Regions from separate parts of the Homo sapiens genome. Here region 2 is linked to region 1. A link is a contact called in ENCODE Hi-C data. All regions are on one chromosome and are shown on one strand. Each heading gives the region's core, a stretch centred on a gene start or an enhancer-like site at or near the end of the contact. The rest is flanking DNA. Distances are from core to core; before and after follow the strand shown.

Region 1 (6,204 bases), core at 1,442-3,941:
TTTAGGGGGATAAAATTCAACCCTCTACAATATCCTACTTATGATAATCAACTGAAGCATTCCTATAAAAAAATAGATGATAAAAAGAAAAATAGAGCCAAGCATGGTGGCTCACATCTGTAATCTCAGCACTGTGGTAGGCTGAGGCGGGAGGATCACTTGAGTACAGGAGTTCGAGACCAACCTGGGCAACATAGCGAGGGTAACAAACCTCGTCTCTATTTGTTGTTGTTGTTTTTTTTGAAGGAGGTGACAGCTAGGCGCGGTGGCTCACGCCTGTAATCCCAGCACTTTGGGAGGCCGAGGAGGGCAGATCACGAGGTCAGGAGATTGAGACCATCCTGGCTAACACGGGGAAACCCCGTCTCTACTAAAAATACAAACAAATTAGCCGGGCGCAGTGGTGGGCACCTGTAGTCCCAGCTACTCAGGAAGCTGAGGCAGGAGAATGGCATGAACCCGGGAGGCGGAGCTTGCAGTGAGCAGAGATGGTGCCAGTGCACTCCAGCCTGGGCCACAGAGCGAGACTCTGTCTCAAAAAAAAAAAAAAAAAAAAAAGAGGTGACAACGATGCCCCATATATTATTTAACACTGCCTTGAGGCTGAACACAATGGCTCATGCCTGTAATCCCAACACTTTGGGAGGCTAAGGTAGGAAGATTGATTGAGACCCAAGCATTCAAGACCAGCCTGGGCAATGTAGCTGAGAGGTGACAGCGTGCTGGCAGTCCTCAGAGCCCTCGCTCACTCTCGGGGCCTCCTCTGCCTGGGCTCCCACTTTGGCGGCACTTGAGGAGCCCTTCAGCCCGCCGCTGCACTCTGGGAGCCCCTTTCTGGGCTGGCCAAGGCCGGAGCCCGCTCCCTCAGCTTGCGGGGAGGTGTGGAGGGAGAGGCGCAGGCGGGAACCCAGGCTGCGTGCGGCGCTTGCGGGCCAGCGCGAGTTCCGGGTGGGCGTGGGCTGGGCGGACCCCGCGCTCGGAGCAGCCGGCCGGCCCTACCAGCCCTGGGCAGTGAGGGGCTTAGCGCCCGGGCCGGCAGCTGCTGTGCTCAATTTCTCGCCGGGCCTTAGCTGCCTTCCCGCGGGGCAGGGCTGGGGACCTGCAGCCCGCCATGCCTGAGACTCCCCCCACTCCGTGGGCTCCCGTGCGGCCCGAGCTTCCCCGACGAGAGCCGCCCCCTGCTCCACGCGCCCAGTCCCATCGATCACCGAAGGGCTGAGGAGTGAGGGCGCAGGGTGCACAGCCCCGGTGCGGGATCCACTGGGTGAAGCCAGCTGGGCTCCTGAGTCTGGTGGGGACGTGGAGAACCTTTATGTGTAGCTAAGGGATTGTAAATACACCAGTCGGCACTCTGTATCTAGCTCAAGGTTTGTAAACACACAAGTCAACACCCTGTGTCTAGCTCAGGGTTTGTGAGTGCACCAATCGACACTCTGTATCTAGCTACTCTGGTGGGGACTTGGAGAACCTTTGCGTCGACACTCTGTATCTAGCTAATCTGGTGGGGACGTGGAGAACCTTTGTGTCTAGCTCAGGGATTGTAAACGCACCAATCAGCACCCTGTCAAAACAGACCACTGGGCTCTACCAATCAGCAGGACGTGGGTGGGGCCAGATAAGAGAATAAAAGCAGGCTGCCCGAGCCAGCGGTGGCAACCCGCTCGGGTCGCCTTCCACACCGTGGGAGCTTTGTTCTTTCTCTCTTTGCAATAAATTTTGCTGCTGCTCACTCTTTGGGTCCAGACTGCCTGAAGAGCTGTAACACTCACCGTGAAAGTCTGCAGTTTTTCTCCTGAAGCCAGCGAGACCACGAACCAACCGGGAGGAACGAACAACTCCAGACACACCGCCTTAAGAGCTGTAACACTCACCGCGAAAGTCTGCAGCTTCGCTCCTGAGCCAGCAAAACTACGAACCCACCAGAAGGAAGAAACCGCGAACACATCCGAACATCAGAAGGAACAAACTCCGGACACACCGCCTTTAAGAACTGTAATGCTCACCGCGAGGGTCAGCGGCTTGATTCTTGAAGTCAGTGAGACCAAGAACCCACCAATTCCAGACACATAGCTATACCCCACTCTCCACAAAACACTGAAAAATTAGCCAGGGATGGTAACACACACTTGTAGTAGTAGCCACTCTGGAGGCTGAGGCTGGGATTGCTTGAGCCCATGAGTGTGAGACTGCAGTGAGGTGTGGTTATACTACTGCATTCAGCCTGGGCAACAGAGTGAAACCCTGTCTCTGCAAACCAACAGCACTGCCTTGGAAATTCAAACCAATGCAATAAAATATAGAACAAAAATAAGAGATAATTATTAGAAAAGAGAAAACAAAATTATCGTTACTTGCAGAGTATACAGTTAAGTCTACAAGAGTTTGGTGACTAGACACAAAATACAAATTAATAGTTTTCCATAAAGAGTAACAAAAATCACAGGAAATGCCAAAGAAAAATACAAGTTTATGGTGAACCTACTATGCACTTAACTTGATCCTTCAAAAAATGAGATGTGTGAGATGACTCAATTGTTAGAAATGATTTCTGGAATGCCTGAGGTCAAGGCTTCTGCCCCAGACACGCTTGACTGGCTCCACCACTTTGCCTATGGTCTGTTCACTTGCCAAGCCTAGTTTTGATTATCACTACTCCTCACTGACAGCAGGAAACACAACTGAGCAATCTGCGATTGTCTTTCCTCTGATCACACCAGTTGGTCCCAAGGGAGTTCATGGGTCACAGCCCAGCAGCCCCTTTGTGTGCTTTCACCTGTGTTGGATTGCTACCTGTTTGTTGGAGAAGGTTGCTTTCCAGCCTGTTTTAAACCAACAGTGGCCTTTTGCCATCATCTTCCCCCATGTTTATAATTTGGCTTGATGGCTAGCTGAACAATAATAGGGAAAATGACAAAAGAACATAATAGGGATGGAAGAGAAAAACAGTTGTATACTTTGGGCCAGTGGTTTGCTTGCTTTCCTTACAAACAGGAACAGAGAAGTAGTACTGGGAAGGAAAATGGAAAGAGAAAAACAAAAACAAACACAAAACCTTTAGTAGAGTAGGCTAAGAAGATATGAATGATTCGTGTTTTAAATGACAGCTCCCCGAAAACATTATAGAAAATACTTTCTTTTTTTTTTTTTTGAGATGAAGTCTTGCTCTGTTGCCCAAGCTGGAGTGCAGTGGCGTGATCTTGGCTCACTGCAAGCTCCGCCTCCCGGGTTCATGCCATTCTCCTGCCTTAGCCTCCAGAGTAGCTGGGACTACAGGCGACTGCCACCATGCTCGGCTAATTTTTTTTTTTTTTTTGTATTTTTAGTAGAGACGGGGTTTCACTGTGTTAGCCAGGATGGTCTCGATCTCCTGACCTTGTGACCCGCCCGCCTCGGCCTCCCAAAGTGCTGGGATTATAGGCTTGAGCCACAGCGCCCGGCCAGATAGAAAATACTTTCTAAGAATTTTCACTGATGAAACATTCAGACATCTTTTTTGTTGTTTACTTAAAGCTTAATTTTAAAAACGCAATACAGGGCAAAATATTTCTATCTGGAGTAAAACTCTTCTTTCTGTATAGTGTTCTACAACACACAGAGCCTTCCATATACATGGTCCCATTTGATCCAAGTGAGATTGCAAATATCGTGGCTGACCAAATGGTAAACTAGGGAGAATCTTATGATGAATGGGAGAAAGGAAATGGAAAATTTTTTGGAAAACAAAACCCTAAGCCAAATATAGCAAAGATTAAGATCTACAGGAACATTGTTCTGAATATTTATGGGTAATCCATGAATAATCCTCAGAAATAGATATTGCTCATGCAAATCAGATGAAAAGAATTTGGATGGATTTTTCCAGCACATATGGCAATAAAGCCTGTGAGAAGACTAAAAAGACAGTGACATTCTTTGTTGTTGTTGAGATGGAGTCTTGCTCTGTCACCCAGGCTAGAGTGTGGTGGTGCAATCTCAGCTCACTGCAACCTCTGCCTCCTGGGTTCAAGCAATTCTCCTGCCTCAGTCTCCTGAGTAGCTGGGACTACAGGTGCCCACCACCACGTCCGGCTAATTTTTGTATTTTTAGTAGAGACGGGGTTTCACCGTGTTGCCCAGGCTGGTCTCAAACTCCTGACCTCAAGTGATCCGCCTGCCTCCGCCCCCCCCAAAGTGCTGGGATTACAGGTGTGAGCCACAGTGCCCAGCCGACAGTGACATACTTGAGGGACATGGATGCAAAGTTTTAAACACTGAGAGGAAACTAAGTGCTATTGGTTAGAAAAATAATCCTTCTCTGTTAGTAAAACCACACTTCATTAAAAGAGACAGCAAGAAATGAGGAGAAACTCCACTGTACCCTGATACATACTATAATACTTCATGGTTTTGTTTGTTTGTTAGTTTTGAGACGGAGTCTCACTCTGTCACCCAGGCTGGAGTGCAGTGGCATGATCTCAGCTCACTGCAACCTCTGCCTCCCAGGTTCAAGTGATTCTCCTGCCTCAGCCTCCTGAGTAGCTGGGACTATAGGCACCCACCACCACGCCCAGCTAATTTTTGTATTTTTAGTAGAGATGGGGTTTCACCATGTTGCCCAGGCTGGTCTCAAACTCCTCACCTCAGGTGATTTGCCTGCCTTTGCCTCCCAAAGTGCTGGGATTACAGGTGTGAACCACTGAGCCCGGCTGATAGTTCATGTTTAGATTTTAAGTTGCTTGAGCTTGTTGTTCCCTCTCAGCAAACAGCAAGAGACAGACTGGTCCTGCATGGATTTAATCTTAGGACCTTTTCTCCTCCTTAGCAGTGTTTTTTATTTACTCTACTCATGTGGTCATGGAATGTAAATGTTCTCTTAACTGCTCTTTCTTATCATATTTAAAAAAACCAACAGAGAGCTTGAGAACTGAGTGTCTTCCCTTTCAAGTCTTCTCTTCACATTTCAATATGGCACCCAATTGCTTTTCACTGTAGTCAAGACACAATCAAATTTTTTTAAGTTTACATATTTTATTTCCTCACCAAGAAGAAGCATTAATCACTGATACCTAAAAATGCAATCATTGCTGGTGACTAGGTTTCTAGAAGAAATTTTTTTTTTTTTGAGGTGTAGTCTTGCTCTGCCATCCAAGCTAGAGTGCAGTTGCATGATCTTGGCTCACTGCAACCTCTGTCTCCTGGGTTCAAGCAATTCTCCTGCCTCAGCCTCCTGAGTAGCTGGGATTACAGGCACGCGCCACCACACCTGGCTAATTTTTGTGTTTTTAGTAGAGACGGGGTTTCACCATGTTGGTCAGGCTGGTCTCGAACTCCTGACCTTGTGATCCACCCACCTCAGCCTCCCAAAGTACTGGGATTACAGGCGTGAGCCACCACGCCCGGTCTAGAAGAAATATTTTTAAATTTTGTTTTTTCACACAAAAGTCACATACGCACACGAACATCTCAACTATTCATATTGTGTTCATGACCTACTCGTTCAGTTCATCCACATGTGATTTGTTTAAAAGTGTTCCCCCAGGTTAGAGAATAAAATAAGACCCGAGTTTTTAACATTGAATCCCTCTAAAATGTATGCAAAGTGCTGTCTTCAAATTCATATGTGCATTTCTTCTGAGGAGAGATAATAGTTTCTAGCACATTCTCCCTGAAGAGTCCAAGACCCCATAAAAACTAGAAATTGCAGGCTCACGCCTGTAATCCTAGCACTTTGGGAGGGTGAGGTGGGCGAAGTCAGGAGATCAAGACCATCCTGGCCAACATGGTGAAACCCCGTCTCTACTAAAAATACAAAAATTAGCCAGGCATGGTAGTGTGCACCTGTAGTCCCAGCTACTCGGGAGGCTGAGGCAGGGGAATCGCTTGAACCAGGGAGGCGGAGGTTGCAGTGAGCCTGTATCACGCCACTGCACTCCAGCCTGGTGACAGAGCGAGACTCCATCTCAGAAAAAAAAACCAAAAACTAGAAATCATTGCCTTGGCCAGTGCAGTGGCTCACGCCTGTAATCCCAGCACCTTGGGAGACCAAGGAGGGAGAATCACTTCAGCCCAGGAGTTCGAGACCAGCCTGGGCAACACGGTGCAACCCTACCTCTATAAAAAATGCAAAAATTAGCCGGGTGTGATAGCACGTGCCTGTAGTCCCAGCCACTTGGAAGGCTAAGGTGGAGGGATGTCTTGAGCCCAGGAGGCGGAGGTTGCAATGAG
Region 2 (6,738 bases), core at 296-2,795, 830 kb after region 1:
TACTCCATCTCACCCAGGACGTGAATCATCCCGTTGTCTGGCATGTCCATGCTGTCTGCGCTACTCACCCATGAGTCACATAGGAGCCGTCTTGGTTATTAGATTGACTGTCATTTGTTTTGCAGTGCTTGTGTTCAAGTGACCCTTATTTTACTGAACAGTGGCTCCAAAGAACAAAAGTAGTGATGCTGGCCATTTGAACATGCCTAGGAGAAGCTGGGAAGTGCTTTCGTTAAGTGAAAAGGTGAGAGCTCTTGACTTAATAACGAAAGAATAAAAATTGCAATATTAAAGTTGCTGAGATCTACAGTGAGAATGAATTTTTTTACCTGTGAAATTGTGAAGAAGAAAAAAATTCATATAGTTTTGCTGTTGCACCCCAAACTTTATCATAGATATGTATGTATAGGAAAAAAACATAGTTGGGGTTGGTACTATCCTAGGTTTCAGGCATCCACTGGGTGTCTTGGAACATATTCCCTGTGAATAAGTGGGGACTACTGCATTGAGCTAAAATCTGTTTTTTTTTTTTGTTTGTTTGTTTTTTTAACCTCCCACTAATTGGTTCCATTCTACCAACTGGGGTCACATAGAACAAGGCTAAGTCCCTGTTACATATGTTACTAGGACTGGCTATGTAATTTGCAGGGCCCAGTGCAAAATGAGAATGTGGGGCCCATGTTAAAAATTACTAAGAATTTCAAGATGGTAACAGAGCATTAAGCCAAGGGTGGAACCCTTCTAACTGCAGAGCTCTGTGTGGCTTTACAGGTAAGCAACCCAGAAAGTTGGCGGCGTAGGGAACTTTCTGTTTTGTTTCTGAATGACTGGATTTGGTACAGTGTTAATAGAAGGAAACTATTTTTCCTCCACTTTGTGTTATAACTCTTTTTCAATTCCTTCTTCCTTCCTGCAGATCCCATGGAATATTCTGGTCTTTTGCATATATTAAAAGCCCAGTTCAATATTTTATTAAACTCCAAGCTGTCAATCACTACCTTTGCCCTGGCTGGGGCTGGGAAACTTGCAGAGACTTGCTTCTTTTCTTTGTTCTCCTGGCTGATCTACCTCCCACTCTTCATGTTGCTGTTGGCTCCTTCAGGGCTGGCCAGGGGTAGAAGGAGAAGGGCAGTGGATGGGAAAGGTCTTCCTTACTTGGTAGGCCCAGGTGTGATCCGGCGTTTAAGGGCTCTCTGAGCTGAGCACTCAAGTGCTCCTCTTTTCTTTCATGGGTACATCTCTGGGTTCTTCTAAGCTCCTCCTCTGGGGACTCTCAACTGCGGTTTTCTGGTGCAGGGATGCCTCCTTTGGCTAGAAGTTGATGACATTCGCCCAGCCCATGGCTGGTGGTTCACTGCAGTCTCCTTCTGCTGGGGTCATCCACCCTGCACTCCCTCCCTAATTCCAGTGGTCCTCTTGGATAGAGTTTTCAAACTGCCTCATGCTGGTCTCTTCCTCAGGATTCACATGTGGACCTTGAGAAACATGTGTTTTTGCGCTGCCGTTTGCATAGCTCCCTTCAGTCTGCCAGCACAGCTTCTACTCCCTGCCCACAGCCAGAAACTCCCTCCTTCAGATTTTCTTCCAAGTAAGTGTGACTCAGATACCAGTTCCAGAATCTGCCCCAATTCCAAGGAATATATGGCAAGCCTGTTAGAGGTTCTTTGAAACTCATCTCAGTTGGCCTGAGTAGTGGAGGATTAGGAGGGCATTTCAGCATACAACTTTCTTTACTTTTTTTTTTAGGCAGAATTTTGCTCTGTTGCCCAGGCTGGAGTGCAATGGTGCAATCATGGCTCACTGCAGCCTCAATCTTCTAGACTCAAGCAGTCTTCCCATCTCAGCCTTCCCATCTCAGGTCCTGAGTAGCTGGGACCAAAGGCATGTACCACCACACCTGGCTGATTTTTTTTTTTTTTTTTTTTTTTGGAGAGATGGGGTCTCGCTTTGTTGCCCAGGCTACAACTTTCTTCCTGAAGAAAGCTTACCATTTGTTGCTCCTCCTTAACGGATACTTAGTCTTTTCTTATATCATCTGGAGATGAGTGATAGACCAACGCAAGCAGAACAAATTATTGGTCTTGCCCCTTTCTCTAAATTTGAAGGTAGTTGGCACCTATTGTGGTTAGTGTTAGGGCTTTAGCAGACAGTGAGACAATAAAGAGAAGTCCCACTTGAACATCCTGTTATACAAGTAATGGACTAAGAAACATTTGAGGATAACTACAGCTATGGATTCAATGTTTGTGTCCCCCACAAATTCATGTGTTGAACTCCTAACTTCCAATGTGGCTATGTTTGGAGATAGGGCCTTTATGCAGGTAATTAAGGTTAAATTAGACTATAAGGGTAGGGACCTGATCTGGCAGAATTTGCATCCTTATTCTTAATTCCCTTTCTCTCTCATGTGCCCTTCTCTCTCCACCATGTGAGGACACAGTGAGAAGGAGGACATCTGTAAGTTAGGAAGAGGGTCCTCAACAGAACTAAATTGGCTGGCACCTGGATCTTGGACTTCCCAACCTTCAGAATCGTGAGAAAATAAATGTCTGTTGTTAAAGCCAGTCTGCTATGGCATTTTGTTAGTCAGCCTGAGCTGAGTAAGATGACTACTCTGCACTTCCGTGAGTGTTGCCTTTCTAAATGTGAGCACCTGCCATTCCTTTAATCCTCCGCAGCAGACCAAAATCTGTTTGCTCACCTCTCTGGACAGGCTCTAGTTTGTTACATATTGGAGTCACACTTTTCACAGGAATTGTTCTCCGTGGAGAACATTGAGCATAAGTGGAAATTGTGTTAAGCCACCTCACTCTTGAAAACCTGTTTGGTTGTTCTTAAAATGTAAATATAAAATATGAGATCAGTAGGATAAAGAAGGGTTGGATGCACAAACATATAACTAGGATTACTCTCTTGTAAACACAATTTAGATGGTTGTCTTTCTTTTTTGCTGAGGTTGCATGGTAGAATTTGGGTAACGTAAATGCACTTTTGACGTAATGTGACTGTACTCAACTTAAAGGATGGTGCCCAGATCTGAACATGCTATCCCAGGGTGGTCTCCTGAGCAAAAGGAAGAGGACTCTCAACCCCAGGACCCAGAAACTGTAGTTCTCTGAATGTTTCCTGAAAGTGCAGTGATGCTGGTAGCCTAAATCCATCCTGCTATCTCATTTGGTGTCTCACTTTCTCTATTTTATCCTTTCTGTATGCTTTTTAAATGCAGGCACGGAACTCATACTTACCTCTTTCTTTCAGATTCTGTCCTTTGATGTATTAAAATATATTAATCGCTCTTAAAGTATCTCCTCACATGATGCTTATTAATTGCAAAAAGAAAAACAGTTAACTTTACAGAGGGGAAACTTGACAGCCTTCCCCATAAGCAAATGACCGGTGTAAGGTACAGTGGCATCATGTGCCTCTGGATACTATGCACTGAGAAGGACATAACACCACTGTGAGTATTGCTAAAAAGGCACAACCTCCATCGAACCTTGAGAAAACACCAGACACACACCCAGATGGTGGAACATTCTATAAAATAAAAGTATATCAATGTCATTAAAGAGAAGAAAGACTGAGGACCTAGCTCACAGATTGGAGGAGATTAAGAAGACATACTGACTAAATGCAATGTGGATAAGAAAAAGGCCACTGGTGGGAAAATTGGTGAAATTCAAATAAGGTCTGTAGATTAGCTAAGAGTATTGTATAAATGATAATTTCCTGGTTTTAATAATTTTACTAAGGTTTTATAAGATGTCAATGTAAGAGAAAGCTAGGAAAGGTTTTTGCAATTTTTCTTTGAGTCTATCATCATTACTTTAAACTAGAAGTTTACAAATTGTATTTATTGGGTCCCTCCTCTGTGCCACTCTCTGTGCTGGGAGGAGAGCAGTAAACAAGACACAAGCTCTGCTTTCAGAGGCTCACAGTAGACTTTGCAGAAGGCCAAGCAGTCATGTACTACTTGTTATGATGGGTGTATGCATACAGTGCCAGAAAGAGCAAACAGCAGGGCTATTGGCTGGAGAAAACTGGAAGTGACATGGAAACTGAATCCCAAAGATGGAGTGGAGCTATCCAAATAAACAAATGGCTTATGGAAGAGAGATATGGGAAGCTGTTCAGGCACAGAGGCAAACTGTGCAAAGGCAGAGCCCGTTGGGGAACTGTAGGAATAGATCTGAGTGCTTCCTCAGTGTGCTGGAGGGCAGGAAGGGTGCGTTTGAAGTCTGTGAGCACGAAGGGGAGCAGGATGCAAGGGCCAGCCCAGGAAGGTCTCCTGAAGGCCTGCTAAAGAGCTGGAAGTGTGAAACTATTGAAGGATTCCAAACAGAGATTTGAAATGAGATTTATGATGTAGTGCATGCACTCTGGTCACCGAGTAGCTAATTGACTAGAGCCAGTAGTCAACGGCTAGTCTCTGATTCCAGTCAGAGTCAGTGTGGCCAGACGAGGCTATTGAGGTCATCCAGATGAGAGGACAGTGGCCTGAGTGGGTGTAGAAATCAGTAAACGCCTCAGTGTCTTTGTGAATCTCACCTCTTTCCTAAGAAGGGAAAAGGAATTAATGTGATTACCTACCATGAGCTGAGTTCTGCACTGGACACTTCACTCTCATCATTCCTTTATGTGCCTATCAAAGCCTGATGTTAGAGGGATAGTCATCTTCATTTTAATCATAGGTAATTGAGGCTCTATAAGGTTCAGTGGTTGACATCCACTCCCTGCATCACAGAGGGGTGAATGACAGAACTGAGATTCAAGTCCAGGTCTGCATGGCTCCAGAGCTCATCCTCTATTTACTGTAAAATTTCACATATAATCTAATATTATACCTGTCAGCCTCATGTCATTGGCCAGTTGTCATGTGTAAGGTTTACAACCGAGAGAAACTAGTCTCCAGTGGCTCCTATTTTAGGTCAGACAGACTGTAAGCACACACAGAGCAGGAATCCGTCCGCCTGGTCCAGCGCTGGGCCTGCGCAGTCCCCACGGCGAGTTCTCACCACAGCAGGCAGAGCTCTGCCCCATACCCTCCCTAGCCCCTCTGTACCCCAGGCTGCCAGGTGAATGGAGCTGTGAAAGTTTGCTCCACGCCCTTCACTTAGTGTTCCAGTTAGGGAATTATTGAATGGTCTTAAGCTATTTCTCATTCAGATTTGTGGCACACTTACTCTCTTTCACACTTAGCTGTGTTTCATGTTCAACTTACATCCAGGTTCAAACTATTTCACAAGATGGTTTTAGATTATAAACTAAAGAGACCAAAAAGGCAGGGACATTCAAAACAAATTAGGCCTCAAATTATACAATTTCATGACTAAGTCTGCAAATGTAATCTTGTGTTGCCTCTCCTCTCTGCTCGGGGCCACCGTGTTATCTTCCTGGTGTTTTCAAGTGAGGTTCTGGATATTTATTCTGAAGACCATTCTCTCTGACTTCTTATGTCTTACCTCCTTTTGCCCACAAAGAAACCTCTTTCCCTCTGATCATGTAATGTTCCCTCTCAGACTACATTGCTTTCCAGACCTTTTCATTGCCAGCACTTACAGAGGTCTGTCACACTCTCTCTTCATAAATGTGCCCAACATGGTTCCTACCCCTCCACCTTCCACCCACTTCTGGAAAGAAACACACTTCCCACAGAACACTTTAAGTCCAAGCTTAGGGAAGCCACTTAGCTCCCAGGAGCAGATGAGACCCAGTCCTCCTCCTAGCCCAATTGTAAGCAAAAAAATAATAGCAAAGTCTTTGCTCGGGGTCTTTTGGGACCAAACCACTTAAAAATAGAATACCCCAGAGAACATTTTAATCCTTGTAATTGAGGTATTTATCATCTGGAAATATAGCTGTTTCTATGTTGCCAGGTACCTGGGGCTATTTGAGCAAGACCTCAATGCTGGGGTGATTGCTATGAATGTTAAGCCAGTCACCTGGGTGAATAGCAAAATAAGATTTTAAACAATAGTCTTGGCAGGTCCTATGCAAGGGAGAAATTTGGCTTAACCCAAAATAATAGATTTTTAATGGTGGAAACTATGGGTAGCATATTAGCAGCAGGTGAAAAATTTTGTGTGGGAGGCTTCTGCCTTCCAAGCATTCCTGTTTGTCTGCCTGTGATCCAGACCTTCAGAATTTGTTATCACGTCCAGGTAGTTCAGTGCGGGTGGGAATATCTCAAGTAATGTTTAATATTTACTGGTGAATAATTTATGGTTTTCTCAAACTTCCTTTGCTCCTTTGTTTATTCATTCATATAATCAGCAAATGTTTATTTGGGTATCAAAGATTCAAATATGAGATTATTACTTTTAAAGAGTTTATACTGTATCAGAGAGAAAGACATTTTAGTGGGAAACAGTGTACAATCAGTAAGCGCTATTGTTGAGTTATGTAAAAGGCCCCGTGGAACACAGAGACAAGAACAAGTTCTGCTTGAGGATCATGGAACGTTCTGTGGAGGAGACTGAGTTTAAACTCGCAGCTGGACACCTTCACTAAGAGGTGAGGGGACAGGGGTGGCATGGGAGGAGGACATTTCAGGCAGGGGTAGGGTGACCTACCATCCTGGTTTGCTTGGGCCTGAGGGAGTTGCTGGGGATCCAAGACTTTCACCGCTAAAACCAAACAGTTCCCAAACAAACTCATGGTCAATCACCTTAGAGAGGGGGAAATGTATGCTAAGGATGAGAATGGTTTGGCCCTTCCCATTTCTACAATAATGATCTG

The links. A loop is a pair of places that touch in the nucleus more often than their neighbours do. Pooled maps may share reads with other maps.
Region 2: a loop to region 1 is called in a map with no recorded cell type, with 9 times the contacts of the local background. The contact joins two enhancer-like sites. A Hi-C loop is called at or near these places in 8 of 37 single-sample maps with no recorded cell type and 4 of 50 pooled maps.

What each region holds. Positions count from the first base shown.
Region 1 is chr11:130,020,785-130,026,988 of GRCh38, forward strand. No RefSeq gene overlaps it. Among named protein-coding and RNA genes, the nearest start is that of PRDM10, 21 kb to the left of the region's middle. RefSeq lists a silencer at 2,662-2,741. Within about 2 kb of position 2,692, at least 4 of the 41 ENCODE cell types and tissues checked have a DNase peak (open chromatin) inside an H3K27ac peak, as active enhancers do.
Region 2 is chr11:130,847,791-130,854,528 of GRCh38, forward strand. All of the region lies in intron 3 of LINC02551 (long intergenic non-protein coding RNA 2551), which reads right to left. Among named protein-coding and RNA genes, the nearest start is that of LINC02551, 11 kb to the right of the region's middle. Within about 2 kb of position 1,546, at least 2 of the 41 ENCODE cell types and tissues checked have a DNase peak (open chromatin) inside an H3K27ac peak, as active enhancers do.